Regions from separate parts of the Homo sapiens genome. Here region 2 is linked to region 1. Evidence: read pairs that join two places in POLR2A ChIA-PET (ENCODE). Cell type or tissue: CD4-positive, alpha-beta T cell. All regions are shown on one strand. Each heading gives the region's core, and the rest is flanking DNA. Links, peaks and the distances in the headings are about the cores only.

Evidence for each region. Peaks named below come from ENCODE experiments on the same cell type or tissue, not always from the same donor. Only the 100,000 strongest peaks of a DNase experiment are listed, where the experiment ranks them.
Region 2: POLR2A ChIA-PET joins it to region 1 with 6 read pairs; 9 of 35 experiments call an interaction of 5 or more read pairs at or near these places.

The regions. Positions count from the first base shown.
Region 1 is chr1:24,518,221-24,530,896 of GRCh38, reverse strand. The region is part of intron 2 of RCAN3 (RCAN family member 3); the gene reads right to left. Among named protein-coding and RNA genes, the nearest start is that of RCAN3, 22 kb to the right of the region's middle. In CD4-positive, alpha-beta T cell, for the core only: a CTCF peak has its summit at 3,504 (motif pointing right); a DNase peak (open chromatin) is centred at 3,536; H3K27ac peaks cover 460 bases.
Region 2 is chr1:24,459,874-24,467,873 of GRCh38, reverse strand. NIPAL3 (NIPA like domain containing 3) reads right to left here. Exons shown (of 12, transcript NM_020448.5): 10 at 7,330-7,393; 11 at 3,754-3,848. Among named protein-coding and RNA genes, the nearest start is that of RCAN3AS, 39 kb to the left of the region's middle. In CD4-positive, alpha-beta T cell, for the core only: no CTCF peak of the experiment used is centred there; no DNase peak of the experiment used is centred there.

The DNA.
Region 1 (12,676 bases), core at 2,544-10,543:
CTGGGATTATAGGGGCCGGCCACCATGCCCGGCTAATTTTTACATTTTTAGTAGAGATGGGTTTCACCATGTTGGCTAGGCTGGTCTTGAACTCCTGACCTCAAGTGATCTGTCCACCTGGGCCTCCCAAAGTGCTGGGATTACAGGCGTGAGCCACCAAGCTGGGTCGTGCACTTATTTTAAATGTAATTAACTTTATTAAATATTGTCCATATTCAAAGGTTATAAAATGAATGCAAGATATAAGAGAATGATACAAACATGCCCAATTCTAGAACACTGCTATTGTTCTGATGTCCCCGGTGGGACAAGGTTGGTTTTTCCCTCTGTCACATTCCTTTCCTCCTTCAAAGTTGTCATTTCTGGAATTTTATCATTCCCTTGCTTTTCTTTAGAGTTTACAACATCTATTTGTATCTCTAAAAATGTTATCATGTTATAGGTATTCTTCCACAACTTGCTTTTTTTGCTTAGATCTTGCTCCTGAGGTTCTCCCTTGCTGTTGTGTGTGACTGTCTTTTTTTTTTTTTTTTTTTTTTTGGAGATAAGAGTCTCACTCTGTTGCCCAGAATGAGGTGCAGTGGTACAATCTTGGCTCACTGCAGCCTCAACCTCTAGGGTTCAGGCAATCCTCCTGCCTCGGCTTCTTGGGTAGCTGGGACTATAGGCACCTGCCACCACATCCAGCTAATTTTTTGTATTTTTAGTAGAGATGGGGTTTTGCCACATTGCCCAAGCTGGTCTCAAACTCCTTGGGCTCAAGTGATCTATCCTCCTTGACCTCCCAAAGTGCTGGGATTATAGGTATGAGCCACTACACCCAGCAAGACATCCATTTCTAAGTACTGTTTCAGCTGTTCTCCACCAGTTCGTTTAATTTTGTTTTGTTTTTTTTTTTGAGATGGGGTCTTGCTATATTGCCTAAGTTGGGCTCAAGTGATCCTCCTGCCTCAGCCTCCCAAATAGCTGGGAGTAGAGGCACGTGCTACCACACCCAGCACCTGAACAGTTTTGATATGTTTTATTATTTATTTTTTAAAATAGAAGGCAGGGCACAGTGGCTCAAGCCTGTAATCCCAGCACTTTGGGAGGCTGAGGTAGGCGGATCACTTGAGGTCAGGAGTTCAAGACCAGCATGGCCAACATGGTGAAACCCTGTCTCTACTAAAAATATAAAAATTAGCCGGGCATGGTGGTGGGCGCCTGTAATCCCAGCTACTCGGGAGGCTGAGATGGGAGAATTGCTCGAACCTGGGAAGCGGAGGTTGCAGTGAGCCAAGATCCTGCCACTGCACTCCAGCCTGGGTGACAGAACGAGACTCTGTCCTAAAAAAAAAAAAAAAAAAGAGAGACAGAGTCTCTCTGTCACCCAGGCTGGAGTGCAGTGGTGTGATCAGAGTTCACTGCAGCCTCAAACTCCTGGGCTCAAGCCACCCGCCCCTACTTCAGCCTCCTGAGTAGCAGGCACCACCACAACTGGCTTTTTTTCTTTTTTTTTCTTTTTTTAAATGAGATGAAGTCTCGCTATGTTGCGCAGGCTGGTCTCAAACTCCTGAGCTCAGGCAATCTTCCTACCTTGCCCTCCCAAAATGCTGGGATTACAGGCATGAGCCACCATGCCTGGCCACACCTGGCTAATTTTATTTTATTTTTGTACAGACACAGTCTCAATGTCTTGCCCAGGCTGGTCTGGAACTCCTGGGCTCAAGCATCCTTCTGCCTGAGCCTCCCAAAGTGCTGGGATTAAAGACGTGAGCAACTGCGCCAGTTGATTCTAAATACTCTCTAATTTCCCTTATGATCTCTCCCTGTCTCATGAATTATTTAGATGTATGTTTCTCAAATTGCAAATAGATGGGAGTTTTTTATCTTTTTAATGTCTAACTCATTTTCCCTCTGATTGGAGTAGGCTATCCACAGTGATAGTAATCCTTTGACAGTTTGAGGCTTGCTTTTGGTTCAGTGTCATCAAATTTCATAAATCTACATGTGCTTACAAAGAGTGTGTTTGCGCAGCTGTTTGGTACAGTATTATAAACATGTTCAGTATATCCAGCTCCTGTGCTTTACAAGTTCTATATCCTGATTTTTTGGGGGTCTGTTTCAACTATTATCAGGAAAGATCTATTAGATTCTCCCACTATTAGGTGGATGTGTTATTTTTTCGTACATTTGGTCACTTTCGCTTCCTACCTTTTAAGGCTAAGTTATCATGTGCATACAAGCTTATGATTTTTTTCTCTTCCTGGTGAATGGAACTTTTAATCATTAGGTAGTGACCCTCTTCGTCTTCCAGATAAAGGAATGCCCTTTGTCTTAAAGTCTATTTTGTCTGGCATTAATATAGCTGGTGTAGCTTTCTTTTGATTATGTATTGCATGGAGATCAATTTTCAGCCTTTACTTCTAACCTTTCTGTATCCTTATGTTTTAGATATGCCTCATAAAAAGAATACATGTGTGTATAATGCATGTGTGTGCCTGTATGTAAATAAACACAGTTTGACACTCACTGTCTTTTCACTAGAGGAACTAGTCCATTGTTGATTACTGATATTTTGGGATGTCTACCATCTTATTTTATCTGTTTGTCTCAGATTTTCTGTGTTCATTTCCTTTTTCTTTTTTTCTTTTTTTTTTTTTCTTTTTTTCCAACTATTTTTTCTCTTTCTCTATTTTCCTCCCCTGAATGAAATTCCCATGAAAGATGCTAATGTACGTTTGGCAACTTCTTTAAAGATGCCTAACTCCCTATAGCCACAGTTTCTCTTTCACAAAGGCAAAACAATCAAACCTTTTTCTCAAAATTCATACTGGGACTATGTAATTCCACAAAAAATGCATTTTGGGGTGAAAAGCATTGGAAGAATATCTGAGCACAAATTATTTTATATAATTTGCAGTACGTGTATATCTCCTGAGTATTTTGAGATGGACTAGAGAAAAAGAAAGAGAGCAATATTTGAGTCGTTCATGAGGCTGAGAAAAAAATTATTTTCCCATTTATTAATGAATTGGGATAATGAAAAGCCTAATTTCAATCACTAGAAGAAAAGCAACATTAAATTTTCTTTACAGAAAACATATTTAGGCAATAGTTTAATAAATGAAATGCAATAAAATGGATCCAAGAAACTTCTCAATACCTTTAGAAATATTCCTTAGGCTTGGCAATGGTAACACAATAAAAGGAACCTATAAATTAGCTTTGTTCTTGCTTCGCCTATGTAAAGATCTTTCAATGATCTGTTGATCCTGAAGTGCAAATTATACACTCCCTCATTTATTAACTTCTCTCAATTTGAACATTTACCTGCCACTTTGCAACATTTCTCCAACTAGATAAAATATAAAATAATTTGTGCACCAATATTTATTCTTCCAGTGTTCAAATATCCTTCATTATTGAGGAAACATCATTTATCCTAAAAACTATGTATTTTTTGTCAATTCATTTAAAAAAATATATTATGTCAGACCTTCTACTCAGTCTGGCTTTTCAGTGGACTGCAAGCTGCTTCCAGCAGGGGGCAGTTTTAAGATTAATCCTACTCTTATTTACTATCGTGTTTCCATATATTAAAGTAATACAGAAAGCCATGCGCGGTAGCTCACGCCTGTATTCCCAACACTTTGGGAGGCAGAGGCAGGCGGATCAACTTCGAGACCAGCCTGGCCAATGCGGTGAAACCCCATCTCTACTAAAAATGCAAAATTACACACCTGTAGTCCTAGTTACTCTGGAGGCTGAGACATGAGAATTGCTTGAGCCTGGGAGGCAGAGGTTGCAGTGAGCCAAAATGACGCCACTGCACTCCAACCTGAGTAACAGAGCAAGACTGTCTCAAAAAAAAGTAATATACATAAATAACAAAATATTATATAGATATAGTAAGGATTTTAAAGTAGCATATCAGTTCTTAAAAGGGAAGGTGAATATGTAAGTATATTAAATGCTGATAATTATTATTGCTTCTGGATACATTTCAAAGTTTCTTTAGCATCCATTTCAAAGGTGGCTAGCTTTGTCGCTTTTAAAGAGAATTAGAATTGAGATTTTGCAAAATCACATCCCATTTGGTTCTTGGTATTAGCTTATTTTAAATGTATTTTAAACATTAAGAAAATACTAAAATTCCTATGTGAGATAGTTAAGAAATATTAACATTGAACACAATGGAAATTAAGGAAGAACTAATTAAGAAAGAATAGCTTATAAAATATTAGTACTTTGTAATTCTGTACATTAAACATTTTCCTTGCCCAAGGGAAAAGGCTCATGTATTATCCCTAGCCCCCCACAACGAATTCTTCCTAGTACCAACGCATCGTATGACAGAAGCTATCTTGCAAACAGTTACTTGATAATCATATCCTTCTTCCCATTTCCCTTCAAGATAATTTTTTTTTCAAATTCCAGAAATACACTGTAACTGAATGTAACATGCAGATGACAGCAATGGGTTATACGGCGCTCTCTCTCTCTCTCTTCCAAAATCCAATACCTGTGATAGGATTAAGAATTATAACAAAATGGCCAGGCACAGTGGCCCATTCATCCTAGCACTGTGGGATGCCAGGAACTTGAGACCAGCCTGGACAACACTGCAAGACCCCATCTCTACAAACAATTAAATAATTAGCCAGGCATGGTGGCATACGCTTGTAGTCTTATCTACTCGGTTGGCTAAGGTGGGAAGATTGCTTGAACCCAGGAGTTCGAGGCCGCAGTGAGCCACAATCTCACCACTGTACTCCAGCCTGGGCAACAGAGTGAGACCCTGTCTCTCTCTCTTAAAAAGAATTATACAAAAATGAAGCCATGCAAGAACCGATTAGCAAGCTTTTACTGAGTTTTGTGTTCTTTCTCTCTCCTCCACACCCATTTTCCCCTTGAAGTAGCATAAATATGGTTATGAAATACGTGAATTCTAGCTGTGAGGTGCTTTGGAAGCATGAAGAATTAACTTGGAGGCAAAACCATCAGTTTCCTATTTGTGAAAAATGGTTACGAGCCCTCAGCTGGTAGCTTTGCCCTTCTGTGAGTCCACAGACATCCCCATGTAGATTCCTGAGGCTGCCCCTGATAACCCGGCATTAGCACGAAAGGGATTTAGAAGATTGCAGACGGCAGGGGAAGGACATAATCTATGAAAATGGACTGAAAATGACTTGCGATAAACAGGAAGGATCTGCAGCTGTTCATTCAAAAACCAAATGACTATTTTTCTCCTTAGAATTATTTCAGAAATAGCTCACTTTTAGAAATTTCTGAATTCTCTAATGATATAAAATTAACATCATCCTGTTGGGTGATGGCCGCATATTTATTTGAGAAAAGATAATGGGGATTCCATTAAAATAAAAATCATCATTAACCACTTAACTTTTTCTGTAGTCACTTAGTATCCCCCTCTGGCAGCACAACGTCTACAGGCATAACACAAACAATGCAGCCTAAAAACCAATGCCTGAGGCTTTTTCCTATGATGTAAGTAGGTTTTCCACAAAATACAGACCAGAAGCTGCCTTCATATGCTAAGATCACCTGTGCAGTTAGTCAGTCATCAAAATGACAGTACATACCTTGTACCTAAAATAGCTAAGAACAACACATAACCATCAACCTTCTTGGGAACTTAAGAAAGAGTGCTTGACAGCTGGATAATAGGCATCAGTAAAGGAGAAAAGTGGAAAAGGCCATATGGGAAGGTCAGTTTCAAGGAGCAACAGATGAGGATGGCAGCCAAGTGTGTATTTCCTGACCTTTCTGGATCCACCATGGCTCCACTCTGTTGCCCCATCCCAATTCGGAGAAGGCAAGGTTTAGCTGTTTCACTGAAGAACAAACTGGGAACATGATTTTGCCACACACCTTTGCTTTGGACTGAAAAAAAAATGAGGAGCCCACCACTTCTATTAAACATTAAAGAGTGGGAGGACGGGAGACTGATGCACGAGAATTGCTTGAACCTGGGAGGCGGAGGTTGCAGAGAGCTGTGATTGTGCCACTGCACTCCAGCCTGGGGAACAGAGCGAGACCCTGTCTCAAAAAAAAAAAAAAAAAAACAAAAGAAAACAAAATAAACAGAGTAGGAGGAACGATTTTACTCTTGAGAAGGAATGGCTTGATCCATTCAGCAGTGAAATTATCTTTAGCATCCTAAGGCAAGAGATTTATATTCTACGTCTTTCTGTAAATCTGATCTAGAAAATTCCATTTCTCCAGTGTCCAGAGCCTGCAGGTCCACTAATATCAAAGGCAAGGCCTCCATTTCTGCCTGGGGGTAGGCAAAGTGCTTTTGGTTCTCATCAATCACCACTGACTAAAACAGCCAGAGAGATGGACTTTACTAAACAGAAAAAAGTGCACATACAGCTAGACATGGTGAATTTAAAAACTTTACTTTGATAATCTGAGTACTTGTAAAATTCTGGGACCTACAGTCAAAAGTGCTAGAGGGGAGCAGAATATATGAAAAATGCAAAAACCTTTGATAACCTTTATTATTTATGTTGCCATCATCATTTTTCCAGATCAGAAAGAAACCTGTAACTGAATTAAAATTCAAGAAAATATGGAATGCTAGCTATTCAAGATGGATTTTTATGTTTTAATGGCTACTGTATTTATAAACACAAACTCTGACTTATTGGAACTCCTTATTTTTTATCTTTTTTTCTCAGTCTCTCAGGCTGGAGTGAAGTGGCGCGATCTTGGCTCTCTGCAACCTCTGCCTCCCAGGTTCAAGCGATTCTCCTGCCTCAGCCTCCCAAGTAGCTGGGATTACAGGCGTGCACCACCACTATGCCCAACTCACTTTTGTATTTTTAGTACAGATGGGGTTTTGCTATGTTGGCCAGGCTGGTCTCGAACTCCTGACCTCAGGGTGATCCACCCACCTCGGCCTCCCAAAGTGCTGGGATTACAGGCCTGTGCCACCACGCCTGGCCAATATATAAAATTTTAAATGATGTAAAATACTATTTATTTCATTAGTGTTTTAGCATACAGTTTAGCATATAATTTTCAGCATACAGATCATACACATATTTTGTTAATGTATACTTAAGCTACAAATATCGTTGAAGGTAATTGAAGATGCTTATCTCAAAATATATTACATTATTTCATGGCCAGGCATGGTGGCTTGCTTGAACCCAGGAAGGGGAGGTTGCAGTGGGCCGAGATTGTACCACTGCACTCCAGCCTGGGAAACAGAATGAGACTCCATCTGAAGAAAAAAAATATATATGTGTGTGTGTGTGTGTGTGTGTGTGTGTGTGTGTGTGTATTAGAAATAATATAGATTTGATATACCTTTATATATGTGTGTGTATACATATTTGTGTAAATATATGTGTATATATATTTAGGGATTTTGAAATATCCATAGATATTTCAATTTCCAAATGTTTACTGTTACAGAGACAGTTGATTTTGGACATTGACCCCACATCCTGCAATCTTCCTAAACTCACTTATTCGTTCTAACAGCTTTTATGTAGATTCCGTTCTAAAGAGACAATCATGTCGACTCCAAATACAGATAATTTAAAATCCCAGCACTTTGGGAGGCCAAGGCGGGCGGATCACCTGAGGTCAGGAGTTCGAGACCAGCCTGGCCAACATGGTGAAGCCCCGTCTCCACTAAAAATACAAAAAATTAGCCGGGCGCAGTGGCAGGTGCCTGTAATCCCAGCTACTCGGGAGGCTGAGGTAGGAGAACTCTTTGAACCCGGGAGGTGAAGGTTGCAGTGAGCTGAGATTGCGCCATTACACTCCAGCCTGGGCAACAGAGTGAGACTCTGTCTCAAAAAAAAAAAAAAGTGTGTGTACATACACACAGAATATCAGGCTCAATCAGAAGAAATGCTGATATTTGACCACTTTTGACCAACAAATATAGCAATTTCATATGGTTCAACCTATTAAAGTTTACAGATTTCGTGGAAAATGAGAAACCTGAGTTCAGGATGATGGTTATCTCTGGGAGGAGACATGGGATTCAACTGTATTAGTAAAATTTTATTTGCTAAATTGGGTGGGCACGTGGGTGTTTTTTATATTAGTCTATCCTTTTTGCATAACCTAAAAATTGCCTTTTTTATTTTGAGAGTCTGGAACAGCGCCTTACATAAGAGGAATAACCATAACCAAACTTGGAAGCGTTACCTGTGCCTTACCTGGGCTCCTTGGAGAAGCAGAGGCAAGGCAAAGGCACACACGCTGAGTGTTTGTTTTGGGAAGTGACCCCATGAGACAAGCGTGGAGGCCTGGGAACAGTGGCACCGGGAAGGAGGGCAAGCCCATTCTCTGTCCCTCCAGGTCGCGTTTTCAAGCTGGTCACCTCTGTGGGCAACTGGGGCTTGATCTGCTGGGGAGCCAGTAAGAACCTGCCTGAGAACTGTTGGCTTCAGTGTCAGAACACAGAGGAGCTTATTCACCGGGTTTAGTTTTCCACTGGTTGAGGGCTACCCTATGGGACTTTAACTCCCTCATGCTTCCAAGTCTGTGCATGCATCAATAAGGCTGAGCATCCTTGTTCAGGCAGCACAGAAATGCTGGGATGGAAAGACACGGCAGCTCAGGCCAGGTGTGAGGTCACACCTGCACACAGCTGGCTGCTCCAGCAATGACTAGGTGAAAAGAGGGTTAAAGTGGAGCCAAACAGGTGTCCAATACATACATACCGCACACACATGTGTGTGTATAAATATATGTATGTGTATATTTAAAAATATATTCTTGGTATATACATATTACCAAGAACACTAAACTCAAGAAAAATAGGCTCTTTTTGCATTATTTTTATTGTGGTCAAATATACAAAACACAAAATTTATCATTTAACCATTTTTAAATGTACAAGTCAGTGGTATTAAGTACAGTCTTACTGTGTGACCATCACCACTATCTGTCTCCTGAACTTTTCCATCATCCCATACAAGCTCTCAATACATTAAACTGTAAATATTTTCCCCACCCCCCCCAGCAACCAATATTCTATTTTCTTTTTTAAAAAAATTTTTTTTGTTTGTTTGTTTTTGAGACAGAATCTCACTTTGTCACCCAGGCTGGAGTACAATGGCACGATCTCAGCTCACTGCAACCTCCACCTCCCAGGTTCAAGCGATTCTCCTGCCTCAGCCTCCCGAGTAGCTGGGACTACAGGCGTATACCACCATGCCCAGCTAATTTTTGTATTTTTAGTAGAGGTGGGGTTTCATCATGTTTGCCAGGCTGGTCTCGAACTCCTGACCTCAGGTGATCTACCTGCCTTGTATTCCCAAAGTGCTGGGATTACAGGCGTGAGCCACTTTGCCCAGCCTAAATGATACTTTTAAAAGCATGCTATTATGAGCTGTGCCATAGAGGGTAGCACAGTTCCAGCACATAGAGGAGCCTTCTCTCTGAAGATGCTACTGCATCTTCTAAGAGTTTTATAGTTTTAATTCTAACGTTTAAGTCTTTGGTTTTTTGTTTTGTTTTGTTTTAGGAGATGGGGTCTCACTACGTTTCCAGGCTGGCCTCAAACTCCTGCGCTCAAGCAATTTTCCCACCTCAGCCTCCTGAGTAGCTTGATCCATTCTAATTTTTTATTTGATATAAAATAAGGATGCAACTTCATTCTTCTGCATGTGGATTTCAGTTTTCCCAGCACCTTTTGTTGAAAAGAGACTGTCCTTTCACCCACAGAATAGTCTTGGAACCTTTGTTGAAAATCATTTGACCATATATACAAAGGTTCGTCTCTGGGCTTTCTATTCAATTCCATCCATCTCTATGTTTGTCTTTATGCCAGTACCACACTGTTTTGATTACCATGGCTTTATACTAAAGTTTTGAAATCAGGAAGTGTGCATCCAACTTTGTTCTTTGTTTTCAAGACTGTTTTGGCAATTTGGGATTCCTTGAGGTTCTATATGAATTTCAGGGTAGGTTTTCTATTTCTGCAAAAAAAATCATTGGGATTTTGATAGGGATTGAGTTGAATCTGTAGAGCACTTTAGGTAGTACTGACATCTTTTAATTTTATTTTATTTTATTTTTATTTTATTATTATTATACTTTAAGTTTTAGGGTACATGTGTACAACGTGCAGGTTTGTTACATATGTATACATGTGCCATGTTGGTGTGCTGCACCCATTAACTCGTCATTTAGCATTAGGTATATCTCCTAATGCTATCTCTTCCCCCTCCCCCCACCCCACAACAGTCCCCGGAGTGTGATGTTCCCCTTCCTGTGTCATTGTGTTCTCATTGTTCAATTCCCACCTATGAGTGAGAACATGCAGTGTTTGGTTTTTTGTCCTTGCGATAGTTTGCTGAGAATGATGGTTTCCAGTTTCATCTATGTCCCTACAAAGGACATGAACTCATCATTTTTTATGGCTGCATAGTATTCCACGGTGTATGTACTGACATCTTAATGTTATTAAGTTTTCCAGTCCATAGATACGGATGTCTTCCCCTTTATTTGTGCCTTCTTTAAATTTCTTTCAACAACGTTTTGTAGCAATGTCTATAACTCTAAACCCACTGTATAAAATACAGACTTGACTAGGATTTCTTAATTCTAAACTATGATTCTCTAGTATTTAATTGAGCCTCAAAGCTAACTAAATTACTAATTCTTGGCCAGAACAGCACTATAAAACCAATTAAACAAACACTTAGTGAAACCTTAGGATGTTTCATGCTCTGTTAAAAACACAGTTAACTATAACAGAGATATTCTTCCTTTGAATCCTCTTTTTTAATTCCCAAATTTAAAACATCACTTTCCTTAAAGGATTCTACTTTTTCTGGGCTGAAGGCTATGCTAGAATGTACAAACAATTGATTTAGTCTAAAAATCATAAGATCACTTCACTCAGCTTCCAAATATCATTTACTTTTCTTAAATAATATTTTTGATACTTCTTTAAATGGAAGGTACAGAATCAAAGCTTGAAAGGAAGATTTAAATTGTGCATATGATTATACAAGCCACAAAAGAATTTAGGCCAGTGTATCTGGGAGCATAATTTCAGATTAAATCTCCTACGTACTATTTTGCCTCACTCAGCTCACAATTCTGTTTCTCGATCATAGCATTGCATCACTAAGCCTCAACAACCATCTTACAGAATCCATTCATTCAACAAACATTTAACAGGTGTTGCTTTGCACTGGGAACTCAATGAGATGCTCAGTGTCACCCATCACAGAGCAGGACAGCAGAACAAGTAGTGATGTCTTAATATCCCTCAACCACCATAATCAGAAACACAAATCAAATGTCCTATGGTGAGGAGGTCAGATAAACAGTTTTATATACAAAGGGCAGTACTTTGCAAGGGGACTAGATTCTACTGCATTTCTTTGTACAGGATGTCCTGCTGAGAAGACTGCTAACACTAACATTTACTGAGTCCCCTCAAACACCAAGACCTAAGGCAGAAAAAAACAGTCCCATTTCTCATGTTATAAAAACCTAAATTATATTTTGAAAACTCCTCATGTTCAAACCAGAAGCAAGATTAATTTGCTTCTGGAGGGGTCAGGCATGGTGGATCACACCTATAATCCCAGCACTTTGAGAGGCAGAGGTAGGAGGATCGCTTGAGCCCAGGAGTTTGAGACCAGTCTGGGCAACATAGCAAGACCTTGTCTCTTAAAAAAAAAAAAAAAAAACATCAGGCCAGGCACAGTGGCTCACGCCTGTAATAACAGCACTTTGGGAGGCTGAGATGGGCAGATCACTTGAAGTCGAGAGTTTGAGACCAGCTTGGCCAACATGGCGAAACTCTATCTCTACTAAAAATACAAAAATTAGCTGGTTGTAGTGGCATGCACCTGTAGTCCCAGCATTTTGGGAGGTCAAGGCAGGCAGATCATCTGAGGTCAGGAGTTTGATACCAGCCTGGCCAACAGGGTGAAACCCTGTCTTTACTAAAAATACAAAAAAATTAGCCGAGCATGGTGGTGGATGCCTGTAATCCTAGCTACTTGGGAGGCTGAGGTGGGAGGATTGCTTGAACCCGGGAGGCAGAGGTTGCACTGAGCTGAGACTGCACCACTGCACTCCAGCCTGGGTGACAGAGTGAGACTCCATCTCCAAAATAAATAAATAAATAAATAAATAATAAATTAGCTGGATGTGCTGGTGCATGCCTATAGTCCCAGCTACTCGAGAGGCTGAGGTAGGAGGATTGCTTGAGCCCAGGAGGTCAAGGCTGCAGTGACCTATGATCATGCCACCACATTCCAGCCTGGGTGACAGAGCAAGACCCTGTTGCTTTTTTAAAAGACAGAGAAAAAAAAAAACTGGGGTTAAAGACAGCAAACAAGCAAATACAATCACATTGGGACAAATCCAAATCTGTCAAAGAAAAATGAAGCACTAAGCCTGTCGCACTCCTGATGGAGCTATTGATTAGCAGAGTACATGCATAAAATTAACAACCCTATAGCTGAGAAATATACATTGAAAGATAAGTCCTTTTCTCCACCTATTTTTCTTACAGTTTATTTTTCTATGATTTATTATCCCTCCAACACTATTTTTAAGAAATATTGATAAAAACATAGAGCCAAAATCTAATGATCTAGAGCAAAGATTACATTTACATGATAATGGCACCTGTGTTATTTATTCTACTATTCGGAAGAATGTAAAAGCTTACTCC
Region 2 (8,000 bases), core at 1-8,000, 60 kb after region 1:
GCACTTTCTTTTTTGAGGTAGAGTCTATGTTTTCCAGGCTAGTCTTGAATACCTGGGGCTCAAATGATCCTCCTGCCTCAGTCACCCAAGTAGCTGGGATTACAGGTGTGAGCTACAACACCTGACTGGGCTAAGCACTTTAAATAGTAACAGTAACAACAATAGCAATGACAATGGCTTATGTGTATTGAGTATTTAATTGGTGGCAGATACTGTTCCAAATAGTTATAAAGTTCTATCTCATTTGATCCTCAGGATGACTAATAACGAAAATGAAGCAGCAGAAATGAAGCATGTAATTTGCCTGGGATCACACAGCTAGTAAGAGGCAGTGCCAGGGTCCAAACTCGGGGGTTTCAACTTGGAAGTCCATACTTTTTATTTATTTATTTTTTTTGAGACGGAGTCTCACTCTGTCCACCCAGACCCAGGCTGGAGTGCAGTGGCGTGATCTCAGCTCACTGCAAGCTCCACCTCCTGGGTTCACACCATTCTCCTGCCTGAGCCTCCCGAGTAGCTAGGACTACAGGCACCCGCCACCACGCACAGCTAATTTTTTTTTTTTTGTATTTTTAGTAAAGACGGGGTTTCACCGTGTTAGCCAGGATGGTCTCGATCTCCTGACCTTGTGATCTGCCCGCCTCGGCCTCCCAAAATGCTGGGATTACAGGCGTGAGCCACCGTGCCTGGCCGGAAGTCCATACTCTTAACTGAATGCTGTGTGGCTTCCCTATATACCTGCACTTAATCCCTAAACAATCCTATGACAGAGATGAACTACTGTCCTCATTTTCTGGATAAGAAGAGATTCAGAGAGGTGAAGTAACTTGCCCAAGGTCACACAGCTAATGAGAGACCAAGGTGGGATCTGCCACCAGAGACCAAGGTGGGATCTGCAGTGCTCTTACCCACTCTGCAAATGGCCTGGGAAGACCCAGTCTGTGAAAGGCCCTTTGGCTCCCTATTGCATAAGACTTAACTGATGGTTCTTTGAAGGGCACAGTTTAAGAGTCTGTGCTTTGGATTTTGGGGGAGGGCAGAAGAGGGAAGTGGAAGAGCTGAGGAGGTGCCCGTTCTCAGGGAAGAGAGCTGGCTTAACAGGCCTGGATTACCTTTTGGATTTTGTCAATGCCCTCCAGCCAGAGACCAACAGGAATACACCTAAAGTCTAACAAATATGGGTTTATTGACACATTGCAATGAGAGAGGTGTACACGGCGGGGAACCACGAACCATGTAAGAGGGGGTTAGAAAGGAGTTATTGTGGGGTTGGCTTGGACTAGGTGATTTTTGGGGAGGGTTCAAGGAAGTGAGGCTTTGCTTTGGGTTGGATGCTGTCAGGAAGCAGGGCTAATTCCATAATTGGAGATCTTAGCTTTTACCTAGAAGATGCCTAGATTGAAGCTAAAGCTGTGCCTGGTAAAGAAGCGGCAGTCTCTCACATTAGCAAGGTCAGAGGGATGTTTGGTGTTTTTCATGATTTGGACAATGTCCATTTTTTGTCTATGTTTAGTCAGGCTAGCAGAGTAGTCCTGTTTGTGTTCTTTTATTTATTTATTTATTTTTAATTTTAGGAAAAAAACCCTTTTCTTCCCATTCCACCTGCTTGTGTCCTGATCCATCACAGCTGCAGAGTGGCCTTGTCTGCTGCTGATGTTCTGTGAAATTGTTTCTGTTCCACAGGAAAGGGCCAAGGCCTGGCTGAGAGTGCCAGGCTAGTTCCTGGAGGTCAGGGGCTGTTTCTCGATCTCATTTTTAAGAAGTCTTTCAGGTGCTTGAATTACTCAAAGGCTCTCCAAATTGTGATGTGGTAAATTTCTGGAATTTGAATACCTCTTGAACAGCAGTTGTCTGTTGTGAAGATATGAATCTAGGTAGACAAAAGGCAAGATCCTAATGCTGACCAGGGAAACCAAGTGGCTGGAAAAGCACCTCTGTTTAGACTGAGACTGTTCAGCAGTTTTATTCTGCATGTTCTACCTGCCACCAGGTCAAACAAGTGTGTGAAACTTCCAAAGGTTTTTAAAGCAAAAGGGAAGTGAAACCAAATATAACCAGGCATCTACCATGTCCCAGACACCGTGCAAGAGGCCTTTACACATATGACCACTAGCCTGAAAGAAGGAATCCCAGTTACAAGTGAGGATGAGAGGCCTTGGGAGGTCACACAGCAGGAAGGTGGTAGAGTTGGGATTTGAATCCAGGTCATCTGAACTCCAAGCCCACGCTCTTCACAGTACAGAACACCTACAATCGGAAGTGTCCTGACAAGCCACTGCAAGGGCAGGGTCTCCCTGATTCAACAGCTGACTTCCCACTGGTCACAAGGTACAAAGAAAAAGCTGAGAGCCACACCCACAAACATACCACAGAATGTTGATATCTAAGACTACCTTAGGTTACCTTCTATTTTCCACCAGAAAATACATCTATATATATATATATATACACACACAAATACTGATATTGATATATACACATAGTTTGTAAACACACAAACACACATATACATACACATACTTGCACACACAGAGTTGACACCTCACCTATCTGGAATTCAGCTATCCAGCGCCCTCATCTATCCGGAACACAGCCGAGAAACAAGGAAGTTAGCAAAAAAGGAATCTGAGCAGCCAGATTAGACGTTTAAAAAGTTCATGCACCAAAGCTCATGCACTTAACTCCTAGGAGAAATCTTAGGCCCCCAACTCAGAGCTCCTTCATTTTGATTTTATTTGTAATCTGAACAAGCTGGGTTGAAGGAGCACATTGACATTGAGTTGCTATACTCAGGCAGGCTGGCTACAGCAAGAAGGACAGACAACAGCTTAATAACGAGAGAGGAGGAACTAATATAAAAAGTAGACACATAAACCCTGGGGCCATTTAATGTAGGGGCACACCAGTCAACCCTGAGAACACACCTGCATCACAGCGTTACAGCATGAAAACCTCTCGAGTAAGCAGTCCTCTAGACCATCAGTGTGTTTATATTTTGTTCATGAGATTGTGTTAATGAAGGACAGGAGATTATGTTTTAGAGAGAGTTCCATCTTGTATAAATAAAATTAAAATGTTGAGTTAAGTGTGAAAGCTAATGGTCACCAGCAACCTACAGAGTTTAGGTCAGCAAATCTGAGGTTGGTCCAATGTCTTAACTTTTCTAATCCGAATTCCTTTAGGCTAGACAGGCACTCTCCAGTCCTCCGCAGGTCCCACCACTCCCTGCTGGGCAGTATTGGGCTGATTCACATGCTTATGTTACTGTCAGGGCTTACAGACATTTAAATTTGTGTTTCTCGGTATGAATCCTTAGCTCGCTAGGAAATTAGGCTTTCCAGAATGATGCACTCCCTTGTGGCATCCAGGGAGTGAGATTATAATATTTTAATTTCATTCCACTCATTCTCCTTCCCCTTTCTGATCATTTCATTCCAACTAGATGAATGGATTTTTCCATTTGCAGGCATGAAGCCTGGGGCTGCAGATCCTAATTATATTGAGTATGAATCAGAATTTTATTTAAAAGATCCCCAAATAGACACAGAACTGGCAAGATGTGCTCAAAACCAACCGAGGTGCCTCAGCCATTGCCTACCCTTTTGCACAAAATTAAAAAGAAAAGAAAAAAGACAGTGAGAGAACAGTCACACGATAAAGGCACAGCACAGCAGTTGGTTGTCTCTTTTTAAACAGGAAGTAGCAGTCATTCTATATGGATGTTCAGCTAGACCCACGGGGCTTTAACCTTACCTGGCATGGCATCCATGGAAATATAGGGCTCAAATGGAATGGGCTTCTTCCTGTTACGCGTGATTAAGAAGACGCCCAAGAATGCAATGAGGCACCTGCGGAATGGAGATAAGATAGGAAGAGAAATAAGGCCAGGAGCAAGGTCGGGCAGGCACACTTTCAGGCTCAGGTGATGGAAAGAGGTAAAAAGGCTTGCAGGCTGCGGAGGAGGGCTCACCGCCCAAGGAGCCCTGAGAGGCTGCCAGCCTCTCAGGGGATCAGCAGGGGCAGATGCAAGTTGAATAACAATAGCTGGAGTGGCCTCACATGCCCTACACTCTCCATGAGCTGTAATCAGAATAAATTAGACTCTCCTGGGCGAGCTTCTCATGGCTCTTCACTTCCATTCAATCAGGATTCTCGGAAGCTTGCCTTTTAAAACATTTTCTTAAATTGAAGTCATTCATTTCAATCATTACTGAAGTATAGATAGTAAAAATCAATAAAAATTGGAGAGTCCCTGTACTCCTGGTCTCACTCGGCCAGGTAGGTGTATAGCCTTCCAGGTTATTTTTTGTTTTGTTTTTTCCCTTTTTCCTATAGCTTACATAAACAAGCATACTTTCTAAACATTAAGGTATAATTTATAAGCAGCAAAATGCACAAACCCTAGATGTCTAGCTGAATGAATTTTACTTGGGGAATCATCAACCAGTTCAAGACAGAAAATACGTCCATCCCCCTCAGAAAGTTTTCCTGGGCCCCTTTCCATTTCATGCCAGCCCTTCCCCAGAGGTAACTACTATCTTGACTTCTCTCACCATGGATGAAATTAGTCTGTTCTTTAATTCATGTAAGTTAAATCATACAATATGTACTCTTTTATGTCTGGTTTCTTTCATTTGATAAAATGTTAAGATTCATCTTCCTTTTTTATTTTTTTGATTTTTTTTTGAGATGGAGTCTCGCTCTGTTGCCCAGGCTGGAGTCAAGTGGCAGGATCTCGGCTCACTGCAACCTCCACCTCCCAGGTTCAAGCGATCCTCCTGCCTCAGCCCCCCAGTACCTGGGATTACAGGCACGTGCCAGCATGCCAGGCTAATTTTTGTATTTTTAGTACAAAATTTTGTATTTTGTATTTTTAGTATTTTGTATTTTAGTATTTTTAGTATTTTTGTATTTTGTAATTTTGTATTTTTAGTAGAGATGGGGTTTTGCCATGTTGGCAAACCACCAGGCTGGTCTCGAACTCCTGATCTCAGGTGATCCACCCGCCTCAGCCTCCCAAAGTGCTGGGATTACAAGCATGAGCCACCATGCTTGGTCAAGATTCATCTTCTTTATTGTATGTATTAGTAGTTCATTATTTTTTTTCGAGACTGAGTCTTGCTCTGTCGCCCAGGCTGGAGTGCAGTGCTGTGATCTTGGCTCACTGCAACCTCTGCCGCTCGGGTTCAATCCATTATACTGCCTCAGCCTCCCGAGTAGCTGGGATTACAGGTGCAAGCCACCACGCCTGGCTAATTTTTGTATTTTTAGTAGAGACAGGGTTTTGCCACTGTGGTCAGGCTGGTCTCGAACTCCTGACCTCAAGTGATCCTCCCGCCTTGGCCTGCTAAAGTGCTGGGATTACAGGCGTGAGCCACTGTACCTGGCTTATAGCTCATTATTTTAATTGTTGCGTAGAACCCATTGTCTGAATATACTATGTTTTTCCTACTCTCCTGTTGGTAGACATTTGGGTTGTTTCCAATTTAGACCTATGATGAATAAAGCTACTATATAAATACTCATGTGCGAGTCATTTTGTCAACAGATGCTGATATGGTTTGGCTGTTTCCCCACCCAAATCTCATCTTGAATTGTAGTTCCCACAATCCCCATGTGTCATGGGAGGGACCTGCTGGGAGGTAACTGAATCATGGGAGCAGTTACCCCCATGCTGTTCTCATGATAGTGAGTGAGTTCTCACGAGATCTGATGGCTTTATAAGGGGCTTTTCCCCCTTTGCTTGGCACTTCTCTCCTTCCTGCTGCCATGTGAAGAAGGACGTGTTTGCTTCCCCTTCTGCAATGACTGTAAGTTTCCTGAGGCCTCCCCAGCCATGCTGAACTGTGAGTCAATTAAATCTCTTTCCTTTATAAATTACCCAGTCTCAGGTATGTCTTTATTAGCAACATGAGAATGGACTAATACAGATGTACTCTTTCTTTTGGGTAAAGAATCTAGAGGTGAAATTGCTGGATTATAGGGTAAGGCCACTTTTTTTTTTTTTTGAGACAGACTTATGCTCTCATTGTCCAGGCATGCAATGGCATGATCTCAGCTCACTGCAACCTCCACCTCCCAGGTTCAAGTGATTCTCCTGCCTCAGCCTCCCGAGTAGCTGGGATTACAGGTGCCTGCCACCATGCCTGGCTAATTTTTTTGTATTTTTAGTACAGACGGGGTTTCAGCACGTTGGCCAGGCTAGACTCAAACTCCTGACCTCAGGTGATCCACCTGCCTCAGCCTCCCAAAGTGCTGGAATTATAGGCACGAGCCACTGCACCCGGCCAAGGCCAAATTTTTAAAAGTTTGTGATTTTTTTTTTTTTTTTGAGACGGAATTTTGCTCTTGTTGCCCAGGCTGGACTGCAATGGCGCAATCTCGGGTCACCACAACCTCCGCCTCCCGGGTTCAAGTGATTCTCCTGCCTCAGCCTCCCGAGTAGCTGGGATTACAGGCATGCACCATCATGCCCAACTAATTTTTGTATTTTTAGTACAGACGGGGTTTCTCCATGTTGGTCAGGCTGGTCTCAAACTCCCGACCTCAGGTAATCCACCTGCCTCGGCCTTCCAAAGTGCTGGGATTACAGGTGTGAGCCACCTCTCCCAGCCTGTGATTTTTTTTGATGAATGTGTTCTAGACATGGATCTGTGTCAGCACCTACAGACTGGCCTCAAGTTTTCAAAATGGCAGCATGGCATGCTATTATCTGGATATGGCATAATTTTTTAACACTTGTATTCTACTGCTGAGCATTTCTATTGTTTTCAATTGTTTGCTTATACAACTAATTTAAAAATTAATAAATAGCCTCATACATGTGTATTTGCATCCCTGTTGAAGCATTTTTCCAAGATAAATGATTAGAATGGAATACTGTATCAAAAAGTATGCTTGTTTGGATTTTTTGTTGCTGTTGTTAAATTTTCCTCCCACATTCAAGTATGCTAACAGTGTGGTAGTAGGCGGGCCTCCTCATCTTCTTGCCAATGTGGAATACTATTAATCCTGTTAGTTTTTGCAAAATGATGGTATCTCATGTAGCTTCAATATGCATTTCTTAGATCCGAGGTGAGGTTGAGAGACTTTTCATGTGTCAAAATGTGATATTTGAGAAATGCCAAAGAGATTAGAGTCCAAAAGAGAAGGGGAAGATAAAGCCCTTAGAGGAATAAAACGCTCACCTCTGGGGACAAAGCTCCAAAACCCCACAGCTCCTCTGACTCTAAAGGATGGGGCGGCTGTAGCAATAAGGGAGAGAGAGGGGCAACCTGCTTGGAATTCTACACACAATGTTTTGGGGCTGGCAAGCAGGACAGAACTCACCCCAGTGCAAACATGCAGATGTGCAGCACGTCCTCCCCGATGAAGTCCAGGTAAAATATTGCACCTGCAGCAGCAAATCATAGAAAATACCGCTGAGCTGTTTTCAAATCACCCATCTGCCAGTCTGTCTAGGATTTGGCTAAGCTCTCTTCCATTTAGGAAACTAAAATGATCAAAACTTATGACTGTGCCTTACAAGAAGAAAGGAATAAAAGCCATTTAGGGGATCAGGTTGTCAACTTTTTTCCACCTTAGACCCCTCTGATCTCCATGTTGTTTTTTAACTTTTATTGGGGGATAATATTAGACTCACAAAAATGGTGTAGAGTTCCCATGCACCCTTCCTCCAGCTTTCCCCAGTCATATCTTCCATAACCACAGTGCATAATCAAAGCAGGAAAACGACAATGAACACTTACTAACCAAACCACAGACCCTATTTACCAGTTTGTGCCTGCAGTCATCTCCCCTCCATCTTTCTTAAGATAGATAAACAAGGCTTTGTGCTTATGCTGTTAGAGCTTTCTAACCTCATGTGGCCAGTAGATCCCAAGTCTGTGGGTCTACTCCTGTGGTATGGGAGTGGGGTGGGCCTACTGCGCCTGCCCTGAGCCAGCCTTTGTCCAGAATCATCTCACCCACACAGGCCTCCAGCTGTATTCCTGAGCTCC